3 separate regions of the Homo sapiens genome follow, and all the other regions are linked to region 2. A link is a contact called in ENCODE Hi-C or POLR2A ChIA-PET data. All regions are on one chromosome and are shown on one strand. The core of a region is the stretch at or near the end of the contact, and the rest is flanking DNA. Distances in the headings are between cores, read along the strand shown. Region 1 overlaps MSI2 (musashi RNA binding protein 2). Region 2 overlaps MSI2 (musashi RNA binding protein 2). Region 3 overlaps MSI2 (musashi RNA binding protein 2).

Region 1 (2,700 bases), core at 1-2,500, 110 kb after region 2:
CCAACAAACTCCTTGTGTTTCTCCTTAATAGTTACACCCTGGCCCCACTCCTAACTCCTGGCAACCACTGATCTGTTCCTCATCACAATAATGTTGTCGTTTTGAGAATGTCACAGAAATGGAGTCATACAGTATGTAATACAGCCTTGATACTGACTTTTTCACTTGGTATGATCCCTCTGGTCAGTTGTGCACCAGTTGTGTACCAGCTGTATTCCATTGTAGGAATGGAATGGAATGGTTTGTTTGTCCATTCCCCCTGTGTTTCCAAAAGATGGTTTATTTGCATGCGACCCATTGCATCACAGTACATCAAGCCGGGTACACTTACAAAGTTAAACCTCACTCATCCGTACTGATTTCACAACTTTGTAGTTATCAATACAAAGTCTGTTATCCCATTATGCAGTCCTCATCCAACAGATATTTGTTGAGCATCTGTGCATGCCGGGGCTGGAATGCATTCTGGTAATAGCATAGGGTAGTCATTTGCCACAGGCCAAATGCTTTCCTGCGTGTTGTATCAATAGTTTCTACTTTTCAATGCTGGGGTGAAGGTTAACAGTGATCACGTGTTCCTTTTACACACAAGGAAGCTGAGCTGCTTTGGAAAGCCATGCCCAAGATCATGCGTAAGTGGAAATGGAGTGGGATTTGAACCCAGGATGTGTGATGGCATGCCAAGTTTCTTTTATTCTGTAACTGTGGCTTCAACTGTACCCGCTGAATTGCTTACAGCCAGTTTGCTCCTCTAGAAAATGAGTGGACTGGACTCATATCCTTTTTATCCTCTCTGCCTTGAAGAGTTTATGATCCTCCCTGAACAAGAAGTAACTTTGCCCAGTGACTGCATCTCTCAGCCTGTTGCTGCACTTGAAGTTTGTTCTCAGCAGCATTTTCTTAGCCATTATTTGAAGACAGTTTCGGAATTCAAAAGTAGCAAATTAGAATTCCTCTAAAAACAGTCGGTAGTTCAGACCTTCCCTCATTTTGCTAATTTTTGACAGGGTCTTTGGGTCAGGACCAGGACTGGGAAACCCATGGGACTCTAGGGATGACTTTAGGGATAAGGGGATTGGGGAGATTGGCTGCCAGGCAGCCCAAAGGGGAAGGAGCAGGAACTTCCTTGGATGTCATCAAAGCCCCATGAAGAAACTCTGGGGCTGAGTGGTGCTGAGTGCGCTGATTCGGGTGCCTGATGCTATACAGTTCGCAGAATTCTGCCTTGTGCCAGAATTGCTGGGGATCAGAGGAGGCTGCTATTTCAGGCATCTAAGTGCTACTGCTGCTGAATTCAGGCCTGAGCAGCTTGTCCGAGAGGGCGGGGCAGAGATGCTCCTCCAAGCTTTTGAAGCTCCACGAAGGGTTCAAAGGAGTCTTGGAGAAGGGATTCCTGTACTGGGCGGGAAGTGGAAAGGTGACCTTTGGGTCACTTCTAACTCCTGAGTCTGTGATTCTGAGGCAAATGGAACTTCCTCTCTCCCTCGGTTACCAACATGCACTCCAAGATCTGGCTGAGTTCATTGGAATCAAAGGCTGGTACCTTCAAAGGGCTGGTGGAGAGAAAAGGGCCTGGGGCTTGGGAAACCTGCAGCTACTCCGTGACCTCTGGCTTATCCCCTTGCCCCTCCTCTGTTGTGGCCAAGAAAAGTGGTGGGGCTCTGGGACCCAACAGACCAGAGTCCACCTCCCATCAGAGTGGCAGAAAGAGATGGTGGGGGATGGGGAGGCACCGTAGTACAGGGGTGTCAGAGAGCCCAAAGGTCATTCTAAACACACATTTTTTCATCTGTGCTCTGCAACCAACTCTGCGTGTTTGTCAGACAAAAGAGCTTTAATAAATATTAGTTTAATGAATAAATGTGTCACCTTGGCAGAGCTCTCCCTCTCCCTCAGTCTTCTTTTTTCATCAGCCAGTCTTAAAGAGAGCAGGGTGGAAGATGTCTGAAGCCCTGTCCTGAAAGCTGATGCCCTCAGAAGTTCCCTGCACTGGGGCCCCTGGCCTTTCTGAAATGTAGGCAAGCCCTTCATCCCATTATCAAGCCATGTTATTTACCCTCCCTGTTTTCCAGACAGAAAGAAGGTGCAGATGGCCCATGGGATTAAAATTGGGATTGGAACCAAGATTTTCCAAGCCTACAAAACTCCTTTCTCCTCTCCCCCTCCCCTCCCCAGGCGTATGGCTGCAGCTACGCTTGTCACCATCCGAGACTGCATTGGCCACAGGAGATGTGGATGATTTTTCCATTTGTCCTGATGTTTATTTCATGCCCATCAATATCAGCCCGTATTAGGACAGATGAGGTGGCTATTTACAGGCTGTGCATTTTCACACTTGGTAATTATAAACCCTTCCCTGGTTCGGTCAGAGTCGTGGAGATCCATTTTGGCAATTAGCAGTTTAGTATTTGTTTAATGGGAATGTGAGAGAGTGTTCCGGCACATCAGTGCTCCCCTAAATGATTTGCCTCTCTCCTCTGGAGCTGGCAGGCTTGGGCCTTTTTCATGGTAGGTGAGGCCTGATGGGGAGAGGCTGGAGAGGGGGAGAAGGGAGCATTCAGCAGTTCAGCAGCCTGCCTGCCACTCCCCTCCCCCAGCACATGCACGCACGCACTCACAATCAGTGCTGAACACGGGCCTGGATTTCCAGAGCACAGCAGCCGCCACTTGAAGGAGCCTCACACGAGAGGCCGTTAGGCC
Region 2 (2,700 bases), core at 155-2,654:
CTTCCCGTTTATCCGGCCAGCGTGGGCGATTGTGGGTGAGTGAGGCCCGAGGAAGCGCTGGGTGCCTGCGATCTCCCAGCTCCGGGGTTTTCTGTGCAGGTGCGAAGCTGCATTCATGGCCCCCACTCAGACACCCCTTTTGATACTGTATGTGTGAGGAGAGTCATACCTGGAATAAAAGTCTCATAAAGCCCTTTGAAATTTAAAAGGCATGAGATCTGTGAGAAGATAAATAAGCCTGAGAGTGGACTGTGATCCTCAGGTAGTGTTTTCTTGCTTTAAATGTGTGTCGTAGATAAACAGAGCTCTGTGCAGTGTGGTTCTCTCAGAGGAGGCTTGGAAAACAAAAGTCTTGTGTGTCCTTTGTGGACATCTGAGCTCCCGTGAGGCTTTGTCCTCTGAAGTGGTTCATGTAGGTGGGTTGCCCGGGGAGTGGTCAGCCTCCCGGGCCTCACCCTGTCCTCTGCTCCACCTTTTTCTGGAGAGCCTGGGTGTTGCCCTTCAGACCTTCTTCAACGACAATTGTAGGCTGGACCAGGAAGGACCATGCGCACGCTCTTCCCTGGCTGAAGGCTACTTTTGTGTTTAAATTTTCTTCCTCTAATAGCCCAGAACAAAGCCAACACTGTCCCCATGTTTTATTAATCTTCTGCCTGGTTTGTGTCAGCATCTCCCTCTGGAAGTGTGTCATAAGGGGAGGGGACTTTATTTGCCCCCTGACCCCTGGCCAAGCTGCTCAGTGGGAAACAGCACAGCGAGTAGACAGGAGAATCCTGCTTCCTCTGCCTCCTCCACCTTCTAGGCCAGGTGGCAGAGGCAAACAAACCTTACCCATGAGTAATATGATCCTGGGGCTTTGCAGGTAAACCCTCCTGCTAAACAACTTTGTGTTTTCCTGGTGAACTTTTCCTCCATAGACTGATTTCGGCTGAAGCCAGTAAGGTTGTCGAGTTCTAAAGATTGAGCACCCTAACGTTACTTCTCTTAAATTTTCGTATTTTTGCTTCAAAAAGGAGATTCTGAAATACTGGGTTTCTAGGAAAACTTCCCATTTCCCTCTTAGTATATAAAATATAGCCAGCTGTTGTTAGGCAAAGGCATCAGACATTATTATTGCTCGTTAACAGTGTTTTAAAATATACAAATAGAAAACTAGGATGCCTTCTGGGTAGCAAGCTGGGAAAACTTTGAGATTGTGCTAATCAAATGCCATGTGCATTTGCATAGTAGGTAGAGGAACAAGGCCGAATAGAAGAACAAGGCTCAAACTTCAGCTTTGCTGTTTGACCGCATTTCCTGGTATGATTTAGCTGTATTTACTTTTTCTGCTGCGGCAAGGAGAGGAGAGCCAGCGGTAGGGGAGCCCTTGGGCACAAAGGAGTTAATGAGCCCTGGGTGGGTAGGGGCGGGGGGGCGGTATGAAGTACTTCCACCAGCTCACCTTCCCAGAGTCCTCCTGGGCCCTCTGAAGACGTCACTTAACAATGGAGTTGTTAGTAGGAGAAAATAAAGCCTTTTTCTCCCTAGATGTAGTTCAGTGGGAACTGAAAGTGTACCAGAAATCATGGTTCAAGCTTGTGCCAGTGGGTGCAAGGGGTGGTTCTTATGGAGGAGAAAGCGCAGTTCATTTAGACTTGGCATTGAAATCGAACTCTGTTGTTCGGTGGAGTGAACATTGATATGGAGATTCCCACCCGCCCCCCACCTCCGTAGGATACCCCCTTACACAGGTCCTGTATGCTTTTCTTTTTCTTCCATTTTCTTTCTTTATTTTCTTCTTTTGTCCTCTTAGAAATAGTCTCTCTGTAGACCGGCCAGATTTGTCAAGTTACCACCCTCTAAATTTTTACAGCTCCGTATATTCAGACTTGGTATTTGTGAATTAGCTAAAAGTGGGCTGCCAATCTGTACTTTATTTACATTCGAAGCCATATTAGTGAGAGCCCCAGAAAAAAATGTTAATATGCAGGAAGAGGCAAAAGGGTTGAGTTTCTGACTGTTGCTAACCTCACCACTGCCTTTAAAACCAATCATGAGGCACACGGCTGATATTTAATAGCTTTTAGCTGATTATTTTTCTTCTCCTCCTCTTTCTTTTCTATCCAAGTTGACCTGGGTGTACTTGAGTGGAAATGAAGTCATCCAAATGCTGAATTAGAATAATCACAGGCCTCTAAGAATGAAATGGAAGCAGAGATTAAATGGCGGAGGGAAAGCCGGCATTAATAAGGACCAGGAAAACTTTGCATAAAATAAATAGGAGATGGAATAGATTGAATTTGTATATGCTGCTTCCATTTCTTCCTCCATTTTGTGTTGTCTTCCTAAGTCGAGTTACTGGCAAAGTGGGATTTGATTTGCCACAAGGACTCATACCTTCTGCAGCCTAGGTGATGGGCCTTTCTTCTTTGTGGGACGTTTGTGTGACCATTGATGTTTCCAGGAAGGAAGAATCTGATGGAGGGGCTGTTACCATGAAATGTTGATGATTACTTGGTACAAGTAGTGCGTGGGAGACAGATGAAAGAGTGTGGGGCACAGGCACAGTGGCTCACGCCTGTAATCCCAGCACTTTGGGGGGCCAAGGCGGGCGAATCATGAGGTCAGGAGTTCGAGACCAGCCTGGCCAACATGGTGAAACCCTGTCTCTACTAAAAATACAAAAAATTAACTGAGCGTGGTGGTGGGCACCTGTAATCC
Region 3 (2,700 bases), core at 86-2,585, 65 kb after region 2:
GGCTGTGGCCCTGCCTGCTTTCCCTAAGGGCTCTTCTGGGGAGGAGCCCTGCAGATCAGATCCCCTTAGTGAAGGAGTAGTGACTGGGGGGTCCCAGAAGACAAAAAACCTAGCCATAGTAGGCAGGGGGAGGGGCAATGCCTTCTGACCCCTAATTGAAGGTGATGGGAAGGGAGGGGGCCAGTGTCCTAGAGACTGGGGACTTCCTTTGGGGCCAACCCCATCTGGGCTCGAATCCTAGCTCTGCTGCCAACTGGCCTCATGACCTTGAGCAAGCCCCTTAATGTTTCTGAGCTTTATTTTGCTCATCTGTAATATGGGGATGATACTAGTGGTAATAATAATAGCTGTTGTTATTGCGTTGCTGTGCGCTGTGTGAAACACTCAGCGTGGATCCTGGTACGTCGTAAACACTATGTGGTGGTGGCTGTTGTTATTTGTCCCGTCACACGGAGCTACCTTCTACCCTGCAGCAAGTTCTGCTTTCCTGAACCTTTTCCCTACTCACAGGGCACACTATCCATCATTGAGTTTTCCCAACAAGCCACTTTTCTTTTCTTTCTTTTTTTTTTTTTGGATGGAGCCTTGCTCTTGTCGCCCAGGCTGGAGTGCAATGGTGTCATCTCGGCTCACTGCAACCTCTGCCTCCCGGGTTCAAGTGATTCCCCTGCCTCAGCCTCCTGAGTAGCTGGGATTACAGGCGCCTGACACCATGTCTAGCTAATTTTTGTACTTTTAGTAGAGACGGGGTTTCACCATGTTGGCCAGGCTGGTCTTGAACTTCTGACCTCAGGTGATCTGCCCGCCTCAGCCTCCCAAAGTGGGATTGCTGGCGTGAGCCACCGCGCCTGGCCTTCCACTTTTCTTTAAATGTCCTTTGAAGCTAACAGGCGGATCACCTTCCCTCCCAGAAGCTCGGGGCTGCCTGCTTGGGGATTTGCCCATGTATTTTGTCTGTAATGCATAATATATATGCGTGTGTGAGTATGTGTGCATAGGTCCCCCCACACGGATGTATATATAACTCATTCCCCAAAGAGAGATTTATTTCAAGGCACAAATGCTTCTAGTTAGCTTCTGTGTGGATCTGATCCAGCCCAGAGCCTTTGCCATGAGTAGAATTCATTGACGGCAAAAAGAAATGAAAACAAACATTCCCTGACATGGGGCATTTCCGTCGGGGGGCCTCTGGGAATTCTCCTCCTCTATTAAAATATCTACCAAATTGGACAGAGAAACTTGGCAGCCACAGCCTGAGCTACTTAATTGTTTCTGTGGGGAGGGTATGGGCAGAAGCTATGCACTGGCCTCTCTTCCGGAACCTTCCTCTCACCACTGAAGTGCAGGAGGATGGGGCTCTTCGAGAACAGAGGATGTTTGGTTGCCCCTGGAATCCAGCTACTACCCACCTTGTCTGGACAGGTGCCGAGGGATGGTGAGGGGAGAGTGCCTGCTCCCTGACCCTCTGCAAGCAGCTCTTTGTAAAGTTTGCAGGGGAAGGTGGCCAGTGGCTGGGAACTCACATTCCTGAGATGGTCTGCAGCCTTCCGCTTAGCCCCAGCAGACTGAATATGAATGTGGTTTTGATCACAACCAGCTGATGGGAGCTGACCCAGACTTATTATGATTTTGCTGTTTTTTTCGGTTTTGTTTTTCCTTCTCCCTCCTCTTCTTTATGGGGAAGATGTTTCTTGAATGAATTTGCTTCAGGGGACAGAGTTCAGGACGGAGGCAGATGAGGGGATATAGGAACTCTCACGCGAAGTTGGGGGTATTTGCTGATCTGCAGCACCCAGGGCTTTTTCCTCCCTCTCTCCTCTTAAAAATGGGCCACCGGTACTGTTTCCTGGGGCCTCTAGATGTGCACTGGTATTCATAGCAGTTGGGTCTAGACGTGCTCATTTATTCAGCATCTCATTTAATCCTTCTGCAAGGTAGTTATAATAATTTTCATTGTACCCATCTGGAAGCTGAGTCCCGGTGAAGTCGAACATCCCCCACAAAATGACAGAGCTTGTAAGTGGCAGAGCTGTTCAACTCATGCAGACCAGGCTCCAAGCCAGGGCTCCTCCACCTCAGCACTACTGACGTTGGGGGCCAGATGATTCTTTGTCGTGGGCACTGTCCTGTGCATTGTAGGAAGTTGCGCAGCATCTCTGGCCTTTACTCACTACCTGCCAATAGCATCCCCCACCCCCAGTCATGACAATCAAAAATGTCTTCAGACATTGCCAAGGTCCCCTGGAAAGCAAAATTGCCCCTGGTTGAGAATCACTACCTGAAACCTAAGTCCTTTCTTCTGCCCAGTGCCTGCCCCATGCTGTTACTCTTTGTGGGAATATGACTTTGTGTACTGTTTTTTTGTTGTTTTTTTGTTTTTGTTTTTGTTTTTGTTTTTGTTTGGAGACAGTCTTGCTCTGTCTTCCAGGCTGAAGTGCAGTGGCACAATCTCAGCTCATTGCAACCTCCACCTCCTAAGTTCAAGTGATTCTTCTGCCTCAGCATCCTGAGTAGCTGGGATTACAGGCGTGCACCACCACCCCTGGCTAATTTTCTTGTATTTTTAGTAGAGATGGGGTTTTACCATGTTGGTCAGGCTCATCTCCAAATGCCTGACCTCAAGTGATCTGCCTGCCTCGGCATCCCAAAGTGCTGGGATTACAGGGATGAGCCACCGCACGCACCCAGCCTCTCTGTACT

What was found. Hi-C counts contacts between places; a loop is a spot of excess contacts on that map. ChIA-PET counts read pairs that join two places held with the same protein, here RNA polymerase II (POLR2A). Pooled maps may share reads with other maps.
Region 1: a map of HepG2 shows a loop between it and region 2 (11-fold over the local background). The contact joins two enhancer-like sites. A Hi-C loop is called at or near these places in 1 of 168 maps with a recorded cell type or tissue (HepG2), 1 of 37 single-sample maps with no recorded cell type and 2 of 50 pooled maps. POLR2A ChIA-PET finds 5 or more read pairs at or near these places in 2 of 52 experiments (HepG2 and activated T-cell).
Region 3: a map of dorsolateral prefrontal cortex shows a loop between it and region 2 (2.0-fold over the local background). The contact joins two enhancer-like sites. A Hi-C loop is called at or near these places in 2 of 168 maps with a recorded cell type or tissue (G401 and dorsolateral prefrontal cortex), 1 of 37 single-sample maps with no recorded cell type and 7 of 50 pooled maps.

Annotation. Positions count from the first base shown.
Region 1 is chr17:57,516,165-57,518,864 of GRCh38, forward strand. All of the region lies in intron 6 of MSI2 (musashi RNA binding protein 2), which reads left to right. Among named protein-coding and RNA genes, the nearest start is that of MSI2-AS1, 91 kb to the right of the region's middle. Within about 2 kb of position 1,251, at least 7 of the 41 ENCODE cell types and tissues checked have a DNase peak (open chromatin) inside an H3K27ac peak, as active enhancers do.
Region 2 is chr17:57,407,192-57,409,891 of GRCh38, forward strand. The region is part of intron 6 of MSI2 (musashi RNA binding protein 2); the gene reads left to right. Among named protein-coding and RNA genes, the nearest start is that of MSI2, 150 kb to the left of the region's middle. Within about 2 kb of position 1,405, at least 13 of the 41 ENCODE cell types and tissues checked have a DNase peak (open chromatin) inside an H3K27ac peak, as active enhancers do.
Region 3 is chr17:57,472,336-57,475,035 of GRCh38, forward strand. The region is part of intron 6 of MSI2 (musashi RNA binding protein 2); the gene reads left to right. Among named protein-coding and RNA genes, the nearest start is that of MSI2-AS1, 130 kb to the right of the region's middle. RefSeq lists an enhancer at 1-474. Within about 2 kb of position 1,336, at least 5 of the 41 ENCODE cell types and tissues checked have a DNase peak (open chromatin) inside an H3K27ac peak, as active enhancers do.